Linked DNA regions of Homo sapiens: region 2 is linked to region 1. The links are chromatin contacts, found by Hi-C in ENCODE. All regions are on one chromosome and are shown on one strand. Each heading gives the region's core, a stretch centred on a gene start or an enhancer-like site at or near the end of the contact. The rest is flanking DNA. Distances are from core to core; before and after follow the strand shown.

Region 1 (7,732 bases), core at 1,966-4,465:
ACTTTGGGAGGCTGAGGCGGGCAGATCATGAGGTCAGGAGTTCAAGACCAGCCTGGCCAACATGGTGAAACCCTGTCTCTACTAAAAATACAAAAATTAGCCGGGCGTGGTGGCACATGGCTGTAATCCCAGCTACTCAGGAGGCTGAGGCAGGAGAATCGCTTGAACCTGAGAGGGGGAGGTTGCGGTGAGCCAAGATTGCAATACTGCACTCCAGCCTGGGGGACAGGGCAAGACTCCAACTCAAAAAAAAAAAAAAAAAGTTGGACATCCATGAAACTATGAAATGTATTTAAAAGTTAAAAAAAAAAAAAAAAGGCCAAACGCCAGGTGCAGTGGCTCATGCCTGTAATCCCAACATTTTAGGAGGTGAAGGCAGGAGGATTGCTTGAATCCAGGTGTTTGAGACCAGCCTCGGCAACTTAGGAAGACCTTGTCTCTACAAATAATTTTAAATATTAGCTGGGCATGGTGGTGCACGACTGTGGTCGCAGCTACTCGGGAGGCTGAGGCAGGGGGATTGCCTGAGCCCAGGAGGTTGAGGCTGCAATGAGCTGTGATCATACTCCTGCACCCCAGCCTGGGTGATAGAGTGAGAGCCTGTTTCAAAAAGAAAAAAGCAGTGAAAAAAAAAATTTAAAGGCCAAAAATTTGTGTGGGAACCCAGAGATATACAAACAAACAAGAATGTAGTCAATAGAACGGGTTATAAAATGAAGACAGCAACTCACAAGGAATTCCCTTTGTGCCGATGAAGTCCCCAGGGGAGGGGAGCTGAAGAGTGGTTCCAAAAGTGACCTGAGCCCTGTTACCAGTGCAGGGTCGCAGCCATTCATTTCTCCAGTTAGCCAGGGAGCAAACAGAAATTGAATGCTGGGCATGGTAGAATCAGGGATGAATCCAGTTTATCAAGCAGAGAGATACTGGTAGAACAGGGACCCGAGGGTGGAGATAGGTGATGCACAGAAGAAATAGGGAGGCAGGGAAGAGAGTGTGTCAGTCGGAGGGAATGGGCAGCAGCACCAGAGGCTGCTGAGATGAGGACTGAGGGGGGACTGTTGCCACTGGAGAGACAGGAGGGTTGCTGGTAACCTTAGCCTGGAGCCAGAGGGGGGAGGGGTCATGCAAAGGGAGACCTCTCCCAGGCTAGTCAGACTCTGTGACTGTCTCTGAGGCTGTCTAGAGGCAGGGTGGAGAAGCCAAAAGTAATGGCAAGAGTCCATTGTCCTGTCCTTCCCTATAACAGGGAAGGGGGCCAGAGAGCCTCCACAAGCGGAACTGCTCCTAAATGACAAGACCACCCAACTGGGGCTCCATTTGCCACATTAGAGCAATGGAGGCCCCCAGACTGTTGCACCCCTCTTCCTACCCACAGCTCCTTCCTGCACCACTGGGGGCCTTGCATGCTTGTGGAAAATTGGAGAAATGCCTGTTTGCCAAAGCTCCCTCCACTTCCCTCCTCCTCCCCCCACCATAGCTACCCTTTTAAGTCAGCCCTGGGAGGATAAACTTAAAGAAGAGGCCTGCATAGGCCCTGGAATGAACTCAGGACATGTGGGCACATACTTTTGGGGTCCCATGTGCCTGGAGGCGAGGCACGGGGCACATCATCTTGGCCCTGTGATCTCTTACTCTGTGGGAAAGAGTGCGGGGGACAGCCAGAGATGGGCCTCTCAAGCACACAGTCCAGGGCAGGCGGCCCTGGCTTCTCAGCTCTCAGGACAGAAAAGGTCCTGGAAAGGACAAAAGAGAGAGCCAGGCCCAACCAAGAGAAGTAGAAGTGGAAGTAGCCCAGGTGTGTGGGCAAGCATGCTAGCACTCATCTCTGGAAGTGGGTTTCAGGATGTAAGGCAAGCAAACTCAGTGTGGAGTAGAAAGTGGTTGGTTGTATCACCTGTGAGCAAAAGCCATGGTGTGCAAATGACAACAGTCAATGTGATGTTATGCTGCTGCCCTGGACAAATGCAGTCCTCTTTTCCATCTCAGTGATGCTGTCATCACCCCCCTGATTGCACACACAGGATACCTGGGAGTCATTCTTGGTGCCTGTTTCTTACCTCCCATTATCCACCAGCAAGTCTTATCAATTCTACTTTTTGGATCTATCTCCAATCCAGTTCCCTCTCTCTCATCCAATCTCCCTTCATCTCTTTCCTAACTTCTGTGCTAGTTTCCTAACTGAACTTCCTGATGCCTCTTGCCTCTCCTGTCTATTCTCATAGCAATCAGAATGATCTTAGTAAAACAGAGCTGACCATGACATGCCCCAGCTTAAGACCCTTGATGAACCTCCTACTGCCCTCAAAATAAAGTCCAAATTCCCTATTGTGGCCTACCAACCCACTTATGATCTGGCCCTAACCTATCAGTGTCATTCCTCCACCCTCACACTCTTTAAGTTCCACTCCTCCTGAATTTCATTCCGTCCTTCCCACATTTTTAAATATTTTGTAAAGATGGGGTCTCCCTATGTTGCCCAGGCTGGTCTCAAACTCCTGGCTTCAAGTGATCCTCGTGCCTCAGCCTCCCAAAGTGTTGGGATTACAGGTGTGAGCCACCACACACACGCTCTTATTTAGGTACTTTTTTGTTTTTTGTCATTCTACTAACTGTAGTACTGCATTGTGGTTTTAATTTCCACTTCTTTGATGACTAATGATGTTCAGTCTACTCCTTCTTTGAAATCTCTGCTTGGTTTTCATTTGTTCCAAGAAGTAATCGCTCCTTCTACAGACTAAGTTCCTGTCCTCCTTTGTAGTTCCATGACAACCAATATTTATCTCCACCTTGGCCTTAACCCACTAAAGTACAGTTGTTTTACTTTTACCTCCACACCCACCGCCATCATCACAAACACACACATACACGACTGTGCACTTCCTGAAGGCAGAAGCAGCATCATACTTCTTTGGTATCTTCAGCAATCAGCACAGACCTGAAACACAATCTTTACACAATAAATATGATGAGTGAATGAACAGTTGCTTAACAAATTAAAGAATGGATGAAGGTAGGTAGTTAGGTACAAGGTTTTGCAGATAGGCCTGGCTGTGTCAATTAAACCTTTCTTCATGGGTCCTCACACTTAGTAAGCTCACTTTTAAAAGGACAATGCTGAAGACACAAATGTTTACAATGACCACAGCGATGACGGGATCCGAGAGAAAGGCAAGGCGGAAGGGGTGAGGCCGGAAGCCGAAGTGCCGCAGGGAGTTAGCGGCGTCTCGGTTGCCATGGAGACCAGGAGCTCCAAAACGCGGAGGTCTTTAGCGTCCCGGACCAACGAGTGCCAGGGGACAATGTGGGCGCCAACTTCGCCACCAGCCGGGTCCAGCAGCCCCAGCCAGCCCACCTGGAAGTCCTCCTTGTATTCCTCCCTCGCCTACTCTGAGGCCTTCCACTACAGCTTCGCAGCCCGGCCCCGCCGCCTCACGCAGCTTGCGCTGGCGCAGCGTCCCGAGCCTCAGCTGCTTCGTCTGCGCCCCTCCTCGCTGCGCACCCAAGATATCTCGCACTTGCTCACCGGCGTCTTCCGCAACTTGTACTCAGCCGAGGTCATCGGCGACGAAGTGAGCGCAAGCTTGATCAAGGCCCGCGGCAGCGAGAATGAGCGCCACGAGGAGTTCGTGGACCAGCTGCAGCAGGTAACGTGGCGGTGGCGTCGCGTCTGCGGACGGTGCCGGGGTCTCAGCGCTCGGCACGCGTCAGCACCTGCCAGGTGCCAGGCGCTGTTCCAGGATCTGGGGCTGCAGTTGAGAAACAGCCCATCATGCCGAAGTGGGCCCGACATTCTAGTGGAAGGACGCTCTATCCATACACACACATGCGCAAATACCACACATACCACACAACGTGCGGCATATATCTGTAGCACCTGTCTATATTTCTCTAGACACATACGTTATATATTGCATATATCAATGAACGACTGCGGCAGACCGCTGAATAGTTGTTCCATGGAGAGGATAAAGCCAAAAGTCACCCGGCTTTGGGGTGCCTTTGTATCACAAACCACAATCTTGACTGGGCCATTCATGCGCAGATTTTAGGAAGCGTGTCTAGCCTCTAGAACAGCAACTCTGCTTCCTCATCTGTACAAGGAGAAAACCAGCTGACTCGCGGCCTCTGTGCTGAGTCGGCCTCTGCTGGCCACACTACTGAAGACTCCCTTAAACTTGTGGGCACTCCTCCCATACCCGATCCTTTACCCCGGTGTGCTTCCTGCCTCTCAGATCTTCTTCTTCTCCTTTCTGTTCTGTCCTCTACCTGCCCCTTAAGTGACATGCATCCCACGTCGTTAGCTTCAGTCATTCCTTCACTTAACACATTTGTTGAATGTCTGCTGGGTGTCATACTCTGTTCTAGGCAGTGGGGATTCAGCAGTGAATAAAAACGCCAGTGTTCGGGCACACCCACACTCACACACGCAACCTGTCCTCTGTAGCTTTCAACCTAACTGAGGTAGATAGACATTAACAAAATGAATACCTATACAGTATGTGAGATACTTACAGGACCAGTCTCGCCGCCTCCACGGGTTATAGGCTTCTTAAAGTGCAGCCAGAGCCCCTGGCTGGGATCCTGTACTCTGTGATTCGTGGGTCACCACATTCACTCTGCTAAGACTTCAGCCTACCCAGCCAGACCTTGCCCTTGAACTTCAGACTCACATCCCTGTCATTCACATGAGCCAGAATATATGGAGCATTATAAACCTATAAACCCCATGACCAGTCACCCAGTTCACTGGATTCTATCTTCTCAGTATCTGTCCCATAAGTAGCCACTATACCAGAGTCTGAATTGGCAAATAGTGATCCCTTTTTTTGAAGAAAAAAAGTAATACATATTACAAATTTTTTTTTTTGACAGAGTCTGGCTCTGTTGCCCAGGCTGGAGTGCAGTGATGTGATCACAGCTCACTGCAGCCTTAACATCAGGGGCTCAACTGATCCTCCCTCCTCAGCATCTGGAGTAGCTAGGACCACAGGTGTGCACCAGTATGCCCAGCTTATTTATTTATTTATTTATTTATTTGAGATGGAGTCTCACTCTGTCACCCAGGCTGGAGTGCATGGCGCAATCTCAGCTCACTGCAAGCTCCACCTCCCACATTCATGCCATTCTCCTGCCTCAGCCTTCTGAGTAGCTGGCGCCTGCCACCACACCTGGCTAATTTTTTTGTATTTTTAGTAGAGACAGGGTTTCACTGTGTTAGCCAGGATGGTCTCGATCTCCTGACCTCGTGATCTGCCCACCTTGGCCTCCCAAAGTGTTGGGATTACAGGCATGAGCCACCACATCTGGCCTAAATTTTTATTTTTTAAAAATTGTGAGATGGGGTCCCACTATGTTGCCCAGGCTGGTCTCAAATTTCTGGCCTCAATTGATCCTTCCACCTCAGCCTCTCCAGATGCCGGTATTACAGGTGTGAGCCACTGTGCCTGGCCCACATTATAAAAATCTTAATTTAGAAGCTGAAATTTAATTTAAACATTTGAAGTTTTAAAATTGCAGAAATTTCAGAATGCAGAAAAGTTTAAAGAGTGATCCCCTATAGAAATACAACTATGCGGCCGGGCGTGGTGGCTCACGCCTATAATCCCAGCACTTTGGGAGGCCGAGGCGGGCAGATCACGAGGTCAGAAGTTTGAGTCCAGTCTGACCAACATAGTGAAACCCTGTCTGTACTAAAAATACCAAAAATTAGCCGGGCGTGGTGGTGTGTGACTGTAATCCCAGGTACTCGGGAGGCTGAGACAGGAGAATTGCATGAACCCAGGAGGCGGAGGTTGCAATGAGCCAAGACTGCACCACTGCACTCCAGCCTGGGCGACAGAACGAGACTCCGTTTCAAAAAAAAAAAAAAAAAAAGAAATACAACTATGCAAAGATAAGTTGACTTTATAAATTATGGTATATTCACACTATGGAATACTACAAAGTTGTTAAAAAGAATGAATTATACCTGCATTGTAGACAAACACAGCTGCCATTTATTTATTTATTTATTTTTTTGAGGCAGAGTCTCGCTCTGTTGCCCAGTCTGGAGTGCAGTGCCACGATCTTGGCTCACTACAACTTCCGTCTCCTGGGTTCAAGCGATTCTCCTGCCTCAGCCTCCTGAGTAGCTGGGATTACAGACATGCACCACCATGCCTGGCTAATTTTTGTATTTTTAGTAGAGATGGGGTTTCACCATGTTGGCCAGGCTGGTCTCCAACTCCTGACCTCAAGTGATCTGCCCGCCTCAGCATCCCAAAGTGCTAGGATTACAAGAGTGTGCCACTGCGCCTGGCCCGCCATTTATTAATTTAGCAAAAAAGCCATAGAACAATGTTAGGATAATTTAATTTTTTATAATATATATGCATGGGAAAAAAGCTGAAAACTTTCACAACAAAATGTTAACAATATTCTTATGGGACATTTAACTTTTTCTTTGCACATTTCTATATTGTCTGAATTTTGCAATGTACACGAATTAATTTTGTAATTACAAAAAAAGAAACTTTGAAAAGAGCAGGCATCTGTTATTCCACTTCTGTAATGTTGCTGGCTTTTTTTTTTTTTTTTTTTTTGAGACAGAGTCTTGCACTGTTGCCTGGGCTAGAGTGCAGTGGCACGATCTCAGCTCACTGCAACCCCTGCCTCCCGGGTTCATGTGATTCTCCTGCCTCAGCCTCCCAAGTAGCTGGGATTACAGGCACACACCACCACACCAGGCTAATTTTTTGTATTTTTAGTAAAGACAGGGTTTCACTATGTTGGCCAGACTGGTCTTGAACTCCTGACCTCGTGATCCACCCGCCTCGGCCTCCCAAAGTGCTGGGATTACAGACGTGAGACACTGCGCCCAGCAATGTTGCTGTTCTTATACCTATATTCCTCTCCCTCTTTCCTTTTTCGTCATCTGTTCTTTGCTTTTCCTCACTCGTCTCTAGATGTCACTGCCATGTGACCATCTGTACAGGACTCAGATTCATTCTCCCTGGGAGGAGCAATAATCACTATTCCGTATGAGTGTCTGCATTGCCTGAGTTTTTCCCTCAGATAACCCCGTTGGCAGCTGATCTTCCCCAAGCCCACCTATAGAAATATCTCATGGTCTAATGATTGAGAGCAAATGCTCTGGAACCATACACCCTGGGTTCAAGTCCTGGCTCCTACACATACCATCTATAGGACCTTGGGTGATATTTACTTCTATAAGCCTCAGTTTCCTTATCTGTAAAATGCAGATAATAATAATATTCACCCCATAGGTTGGTTGTTTTGAGGATTAAATGAGTCAATACAGTAAAGCATTTACAATATTGAGCATTTACAACATGGTAAGCCCTCAGTAAGTGATAGTTGGTCTTGTTATTTGGACTAGATGCTAATTCCTACATCCAGAAATTAGGGTCAGAGATTGTCAGCAGACCCAAATAGTAAGACACATAACACAGAACATAGTACTTTATATTTGAGGAACTGTCCCAGGCCACTGTCTCCTGAAAAACATTTCCTGACTCCAAGAAGATTTAGTTACTTCTTCTTAGCCTTCCATATATCCTCATTCATATGCTATTATAGCGCTTTTAAGAGTTGATTTCACCTATTTGTATCCTTGCCAGGCCCCTCCTGCTAAACTGTAAACTCTTTAAGAGCAGAAACCATATCTGATTCATTTCCCCAAATGTAAATGGTAATTACACAATAAATCTTTTTTTTTTAAGATGGGGTTTTG
Region 2 (7,732 bases), core at 2,619-5,118, 1.0 Mb after region 1:
TGCAGCACTATTCACAGTGGCCAAGATACGGAGTTAACCTAAGTGTCCATCAAAAGAAGAATGGATAAAGAAAATGTGGTACATATATGCAATGAAATACTATTCAATCATAAAAAAGAATAAAATTATGTCATTTGCAGCAACATGGATAGCACCGGAGGTCATTATCTTAAGTGAAATAAGCCAGGCACAGAAAGATAAATACTGCATGTTCTCACCAATATGTGAAAGAGAAATAAGTTGATCTCAGAGAAGTAGAGAACAGAATAGTGGTAACTAGTGGCTGAGAAGGGTAAAGGAGAGGATTATATATAGAGAGGTTGGTTAACACATATAAAATTACAGCTAGGTAGAAGGAATAATTTTTGGTGTTCTATATCACTGTAGGATGACTATGATTAACAATAATTTATTCCATATTTTCAAATAGCTAAAAGAGTGGATATTGAATTTTCCCAAAGCAATTATTACAGATTGTATACAGGTATCAAAATATCACACTGTACCCCATATATATGTACAATTATTATGTGTCAATTAAAAAATACATCCACAAATTTATTGATACTTCATAAAAAAAGGAGTCATCTAATCCCCTCTCCTTAGACACTGATGGCCTTAGTAACTAAGTTCTAATGAATTGACTATGGCTTAAAGTGACACTGCATGACTTCCACTGTGAGTTTAGAAAAAGCATTATAGCTTTCAACCAGATTTTTCTTCTTCGGGATGCTCATCCTTGGAACCCAGTTAGCATATTGTGAGGAACCAAATAGTGCTGTGGAAAGATCATGAGAAGGTGTTCTAGCCACAGCTTTGGCTAAGGACTAGGCCAACACCAGTATCAGTCACCAGACATGTGAGAGAAGGGGTCTTCAGATGATTCCAGCCCCAATCTTTTAGCTGCCCCAGCTGATGTGAAGTGGATAGTGGAACAGAGACAATCTGTTCCCATGAAGCTCTGCATAAATTACAGATTTGTAAGTAAAGTAAGGGTTGTAATTGTTTTAAACCATTGCATTTTGCAGATGGTTAAACAGCAATAGATAAAAGGAACAGGAAAAAAGAGTGCTGAATATTGGACAGTAGTTCAGAGCATATACTGCATCCTACAGGACAGTATCAAAAAGGGTTATCTCCCAGAAGGCACCATAGCTAAGTCTTCAATATATCTTCAATAAGACAAGATACTTCTCAGTGATTGAGTACACAATTAGACCAATAAATTCCATGGGCAATAGCCCATTGCATTACTTCTTTCATTGCAGAGTGAATTTCTTGGTCAAAAGCAATATAGTGTTAGAGAAAATGATAGTGTCTAAAGCACTGAGTAATTCCCTAGATGGTGGTGTCAGCGGAAGTACAGTGAGCAGGGAAAGCAAATCTCAATCTAGAATAAACATATTTTAGAGAGGACAAATAAGAACTCCCTCAATGATGGGGAGGGCCAATGACCAATGGAATAGACTTGCCTACATGTGACTGGCTGACCCTCCCAGAGCATGGGGTATTGGTCACTGCTTCTGAACACCCAGCGGTGGCTTGGTGATCCCATGCATAGCTCCAATCCTGTTGCCATTGCCATTGCCATTTATTTCATGATTCTACTGAGCAGGCAGTGAGGCTGAGTTTCATCACAAAGCAGTTCATTTCATCCATATGATTCTTAAGATTTATTCTGAGAGGTCCATCACTATATCCCTTCTGGAGTCTTCCTTGTCACTAGTTCTCCAGTCTTGCTCTTTCCATGTCCTTCACAAACTGGCCAAAAAATTATCCTCTGACCCTGAATTGACCATTTCTCCTTTCAGCCAAACTGAACATCAAAACATACTGGTGAAAATTCTGCCCACTGAAAGAACTTCACTATTTCAATATTTTTCAGGTCCAAAGCAGGACTACAACATATCAATTTCTAGCAAGTACCAGTATATTGTCCAGAGCAACATACCTGTATTGTATTTTGCACATCATAGGTGCTCAATAGACACTTAAGCAATTTTTAAAATACAGACATATTATTTCCCTACCTGTATTTCAACAGCTTCCCATTGGTCTAAAAGATCCTGCTGGGTATGGCCTCTGCATACTCCTTTCACTTCTCTGTACTCTAAGCCTTGACTCTCAGTTCCTGTAATGTTCCATGCTCTCTCCTGCTACAAGACCTTTGCTCAGACTGTTCCCTCTCCTTGCCTAGTTAACTCTTGACTCAAGATACTTCCTGTCTTACAATCATCTTTCTTCATAGTACTTATCTCTGTATTAATTCCTGTCTCATCCTGGGACTCTAAGTTCTATGACTATGTGCACTCACCACTGATTCCCCAACACCTAATATAGTGCCTGGCATATATGATATGCTAAATAATATTTTGTTAAATGAATGAATACATGAATCAGTGAATGAATAAGCCTGTAATGATGCAGTAATTTACCTATAAGTTATCACTGCCAGTTTTGCTTAAGAAGCTTTCTGCCATCACAATTTTTACTCATCTAATTCACATTTCTTTATTAATTTAAGAAGTATTTGTCAAGACAACTTTTCTAAGCATTACTTATATACTAGCACTATGCAACAGAAATTTGTGACCACATATGTAATTTTAAATATTCTAATATCCATGACAAAATTAATAAATTTTATTTAGCCTAATATACCCCCAAACATCATTTCAACATGAAATCAATACAAAAAATTATTAATGAGATATTTTACATTCTTTTCTTCAAACTAGTCTTTGAAATTTGGGGGTAGTTTACAATTACATATCTCAACTGGAACTAGCTATATTTCAAGTGCTCAAGAGCCACAAATGACTAGCAGATACATCATATGCTATATCCCACAGTGTAGTTCTATAGGATTCACTTTCACTAGAGAGGGTCTGATCACCCTCAGCTCTTATAATTAGTGGTCAGGAAAACCACCTTAAGTCAAACCTAACTGTTCCAGTATAAGAGATGATTTAAACTAGAATTGTCTCTGGGAACAATTTTAGCTGGTGTACCGTTTTCGCCTTCCTATAACATCTTTTTGTCTTGTTTTTTTTTTTTAAACTTTTAAGTTCAGGGGTACAAGTGCAGGTTTGTTATATAGGTAAACTTGTGTCACGGGTGTTTGTTGTACAGGCTATTTTGTCACCCAGGTATTAAGCCTAGTACCCATTAGTTATTTTTCCTGATCCTCGCCCTCCTCCCACCCTCCACCCTCCGAAAGGCCCCAGTGTGTGTTGTCCCCCTCTTTTGTGTCCATGTGTTCTCATCATTTAGCTCCCACTTATAAGTGAGAACGTGCGGTATTTGGTTTTCTGTTCCTTTGTTAGTTTGCTTAAGGATAAGGGCCTCCAGCTCCATCATGTCCCTACAAAGGACATGATCTCGTTCTTTTATGGCCCCACTTTTTATCCTTTTAATTTAAACGGATTCTTTGCTCCCCCTGAAGATGGAGGCCACCTCCTTTGCAAGGACTTCTATCTCTCCCCCTTTGAGGCCACGACATAATTCTCCGCATTTTTAGGTACTTAACAGTAAATCACTTGGTTCACTTGGTTCTCCTGCCTGCCTAGGAAAGGTCAGGAGATGGTCCAGCGCCATGTCTAGCACTGTTAATTCTTTCAGTGCTTTCGTTTTGCTTGGGCCTCTCGGGGAGGGCGCGGAAAAGAGCGCAAGCCAGGGTCTAGGACCACACAAGTGAATTCGTGTTGCTCCCTCAGCCCTGAAAAGTGGCTCTCTCCCCATCAGCATTATACTTGCACAGTGGTTTTGTTTTTAGGTGCATCTACCTCATCACATGGCTACCGGCCACACAGCAACTAACAGCACCGAGGAAACACAACAGCCTGTTTACCTTCAGCCCCGCCACTAACCCTTGGCCAAAGGGAAAGGGGCAGGACATCCTCCCGCTCTGAGCCACCTCCGGAAGTGACGTCGGAGTGTCAACATGCAAGATGGCGGCCCATCACCGGCAGAACACAGCAGGGCGGAGGAAAGTGCAGGTATGGAAGCCCGGTTCCTCGGTCTTCCGGACGCGGCCGGCAGCTCCGGGCCCACTCCAGCTAGAAGGTGCCCGGCGCCACGACCAGCTGGGGTAGCGGCATGGGGCGAACGGGGCGGGGCGCGGCCGGCCACGAGGGGTGGGGCCGCGGCGCTAACGGCTTGAGGAAGGGGCGGGGGTCGGCTTGCTTGGCCCTTGGGGCCCAGGCCCGGGACCCTCGTGGGCGGCATTCTGAGCCCGGGATTGCTTGTCGCCGCTCTTCTGTAGGAGTGGACTTGCGGGGTCGGGATAGGCTCGTTCCCCGCCCACTTGCCTCCCCCTTGCCCTGTCTTTCTTCGAAGCGCTCTGCCCTCGCTGCGTCGGAGCCGAGGCCTCCAGGGGTTTCCCAGGGGGGTGGGCGTTGGAGGAGTGAGCGGCTTGTGCGGGGGCGTGGCGAGGCGGCGGAGCGCCAACGGCCCTGCGGGGTTTCTGCTGAGGATTCCGCACTTGGGAGCCCCCAGCCCTCTCTTATGTGGGAGCTGTCCCCTGGGTAGGTTTAAGTGACATAAGAATGTGCGTGGGGAAATTATAATTTTAATTGTTTTGGTATTTAAGTTCCTCTTCACCATTTCTTCATCTTAAGTGTGCATCGCTGAATCTGTCTTTATTGTTTGTGTAATTTATTGTCCATGTGGTAAAGAGTTGTCTAATCTTACCGTGTGTGTCTTGTGCCTTATGCCTTTGTGAATTCACTTTTGTTTGCGGTTACGCTTAAGAGTTACTGCCACTTCGGGGAACATCACACACCGGGGCCTGTCGGGGGCTGGGGGCGCTAGGGGAGGGATAGCATTAGGAGAAATACCTAATGTAAATGACGAGTTGATGGGTACAGCAAACCAGCATGGCACACGTATACCTATGTAACAAACCTGCACGTTGTGCACATATATCCTAGAACTTAAAGTATAATAATAATATTAAAAAATAGTTATTGCCACTTAATATTTTCAGTGATGCAGGGAATAAAAGCCCTCTTACAGGTGTTTGCCTGCAGGTATATTGTATGTGGTAGTGGCAGTTTGGTGCATTTATTCATTAAACATTTACCTAGCACTTAGGGTGGCCCCCAAAGGGGAAAAGGGATTGAAAGGGTGTAGAAATAATTAACACCTAGGCTTTCTTTATAAAACACAGCATTATATGGAGTTCTGCGGGTTGAAATCAAGTGTCAGATAAAGGTAGTTAGATGAAGGGGTCCTTCAGTAAGGTAATCCCAGCAGAAGGTGGTAGGCCATAAAGTCTTCTGATTAGTTCACATCTTGGTTTTATTGATCTCACTGATCAGTACAGTGTCTTAAGCACTCACTGGATGTTTGTTGAAATGAGTGAAATTAATAAGTCTAAACTCACCCTATTAGGTGTTTTTCAGTGCATTAGTGATAGGATTTAAGTATCACCAGCATCCAAGGCAGGTAGTGAGAATGTCTCCTTGGGACTGAAATATAACTCAAAAAGTAACCCGATTGTATTATAGACTCTATGGTGGTGTACATCTTAGGAGAGTAAGGGTAGTTAATCAGGCCTTTCAGTTTATTGCATTAAGACTTAAAACTCCTATTACTGCAGTGTGTTCCCTGCTTGCTTCCTTCCCAGGCCTGCCCACTCCCAAAATGCATGCAATAAAGTATATATATTTTAAAAAGACTTACAAGGCAATTGTACTAGTATGGGATGGAGAAAATGTAAATTAACTGCAGCAGGTTTGGAAAAACAGTGTTCCAATAGGCTGAATGTGAGCCAGTGCACGTAGAATGAGGCAGGTGATAGATAATTCCACTTTTCACTGGTCAAAGTACAAAATTAGAGTTTGGTGTTCAGCACTTAGGACCTTGTTCTTCATAGGTAGCAATCAGATTGGTGAACTGACTTGAAATTATTTCCTATGAAGAACTTTTGAAAGAGCTGTCTTAGATTAACCTGCTGAAGAGAAGATTCAGGGAACTTTCGGAATTTGTCCCTAAGGTATAGAAGCAGCCTGAGAAGCCACAGGGATTGATTTCATCTGAACCATCATTGTCTATGAGGTGTTTTTTAAACTAATGCGTGTTCATTGTAAAAATCCCAACAAACAAAAACATAAATTAGAGTTGCCCTCCATGCTTCCAAGAAAGCTACTGCGGGCAATGTCATGTTTTAATCCTAGACCAGAGTTTATCAACCTGAACATTCTTGAAATTTCATCTGGATAATTCTTCGCTGTGTCTGAGGGAGGGAGCTGTCCTATGCATCACAGGTTCTTTGGCATCATCCCTGGCTTCTACCAACTAGATGTAGTAGCATCTCCCCAGTTGTGACAACTAAAAATGTCTCCAGACATTTTCAAATGTCCCCTCAAGGGCAAAATTGCCGCTGGTTGAGAACCGCTGTTCTATACCTCTTGCTGTTTGTGTACCTGACTTAACATATTTTTTTGCTATAAATGGAGCCATAGTATTCACTGTTTTGTGTCTTGCTTTGTCAAATTTTTAAATAAACATTCCCTTTAGCCCAGAATTCCTTATCTAAAAATATATTCTACAAAATTGCATATGCATGTATCTGTCCCTACTTATGCAAGGGTGTTGTGTGAAGCCATTCTTGAATTGCTATAAAGAAATACCTGAGACTGGCTCATTTATAAAGAAAAGAGGCATAATTGGCTCATAGTTCTGCAGGCTTTACAGGAAATATGGTGCTAGGATCTGCTCGTCTTCCAGGGAGGCCTCAAAGAGAGAGAGAGTCAAAAAAGCAAGTCAACATGGCATATTCCCATTTCCACAAAGGAAATATGCATTTTAAAAGTCAGGAAGGGTAATAGCAGTGATTATCCCTTTGGGAATAGATTGTGTGATTATAGATAAGACAGGACATGGGATATCTTTTAGTTTGAAATATGCACAACTTTGTATTTTTGAACTTTTTACCACATTATTTGCTCTTATACATCAAAAAGAAAACTTCTCATCTTGGAAAAAGCATACATGGGTACTTGGAGTAAATATACTTTGTCTCCTGACTGTCTCAGACCACGAGACAGTAGCCCTGAGCTCCTTGTCAAGTTGTAGGCCAAGACAAACCCTTGAGACTTAAAAATATTGCTAAATAATCAGTGGAGGCCAGGCGTGGTGGCTCATGCCTGTAATCCCAGCACTTTGGGAGGCCAAGGTGGGCAGATCACTTGAGGTCAGGAGTTCGAGACCAGCCTGGCCAACATGGCGAAATCCCGTCTCTACTAAAAATATAAAAATTGCCGGCATGGTGGCGCATGCCTGTAATCCCAGGTACTTGGGAGGCTGAGACAGGGGAATCGCTTGAACCCAGGAGGCGGAGGTTGCAGTGGGCCGAGATTGTACCAGTGCACTCCAGCCTGGGTGACAGAGCGAGACTCCATCTCAAAAATAAAATAAAATGATACTTAAAATCAGTGGAGAGGGGTCCAAACATACTGCATATTAATTGTAGACATAATTTTAAATGAGTCCATGTCCTACCATCTTCAACTTCTAGGAAAACTAGAGATACGAGGGAAGAGGGATGGATTTGTGACTGTCAGAAACATAATCAAATATGTGAATTCAGATACATGATGTAGCATTTTCTCTGGTAACCAGGATATCAAAGCAAGTCTTTTCCATCCTTAGCAGTCCCTTGGTGGTATGATTTTCCAGCAACCTGAGTCTGTTGATTGGCTCTCTGTGCCTCCATTTTTCCTCCTGT

What was found. A loop is a pair of places that touch in the nucleus more often than their neighbours do. Pooled maps may share reads with other maps.
Region 2: a loop to region 1 is called in a map of CD8-positive, alpha-beta T cell, with 23 times the contacts of the local background. The contact joins the promoter of SCN11A here to the promoter of DLEC1 in region 1. A Hi-C loop is called at or near these places in 4 of 168 maps with a recorded cell type or tissue (B cell, CD8-positive, alpha-beta T cell and naive thymus-derived CD4-positive, alpha-beta T cell), 2 of 37 single-sample maps with no recorded cell type and 17 of 50 pooled maps.

The regions. Positions count from the first base shown.
Region 1 is chr3:38,035,993-38,043,724 of GRCh38, forward strand. It overlaps DLEC1 (DLEC1 cilia and flagella associated protein), which reads left to right and starts at 3,216. Exons shown (of 37, transcript NM_007335.4): 1 at 3,216-3,644. The coding sequence starts at 3,234. RefSeq lists enhancers at 3,281-3,490, 3,781-4,010.
Region 2 is chr3:39,048,076-39,055,807 of GRCh38, forward strand. SCN11A (sodium voltage-gated channel alpha subunit 11) reads right to left here and starts at 3,869. Exons shown (of 30, transcript NM_001349253.2): 1 at 3,786-3,869. It overlaps WDR48 (WD repeat domain 48), which reads left to right and starts at 3,941. Exons shown (of 19, transcript NM_020839.4): 1 at 3,941-3,998. The coding sequence starts at 3,951. RefSeq lists enhancers at 3,102-3,974, 3,645-3,734, 3,745-3,794, 3,815-4,004 and a silencer at 4,045-4,144.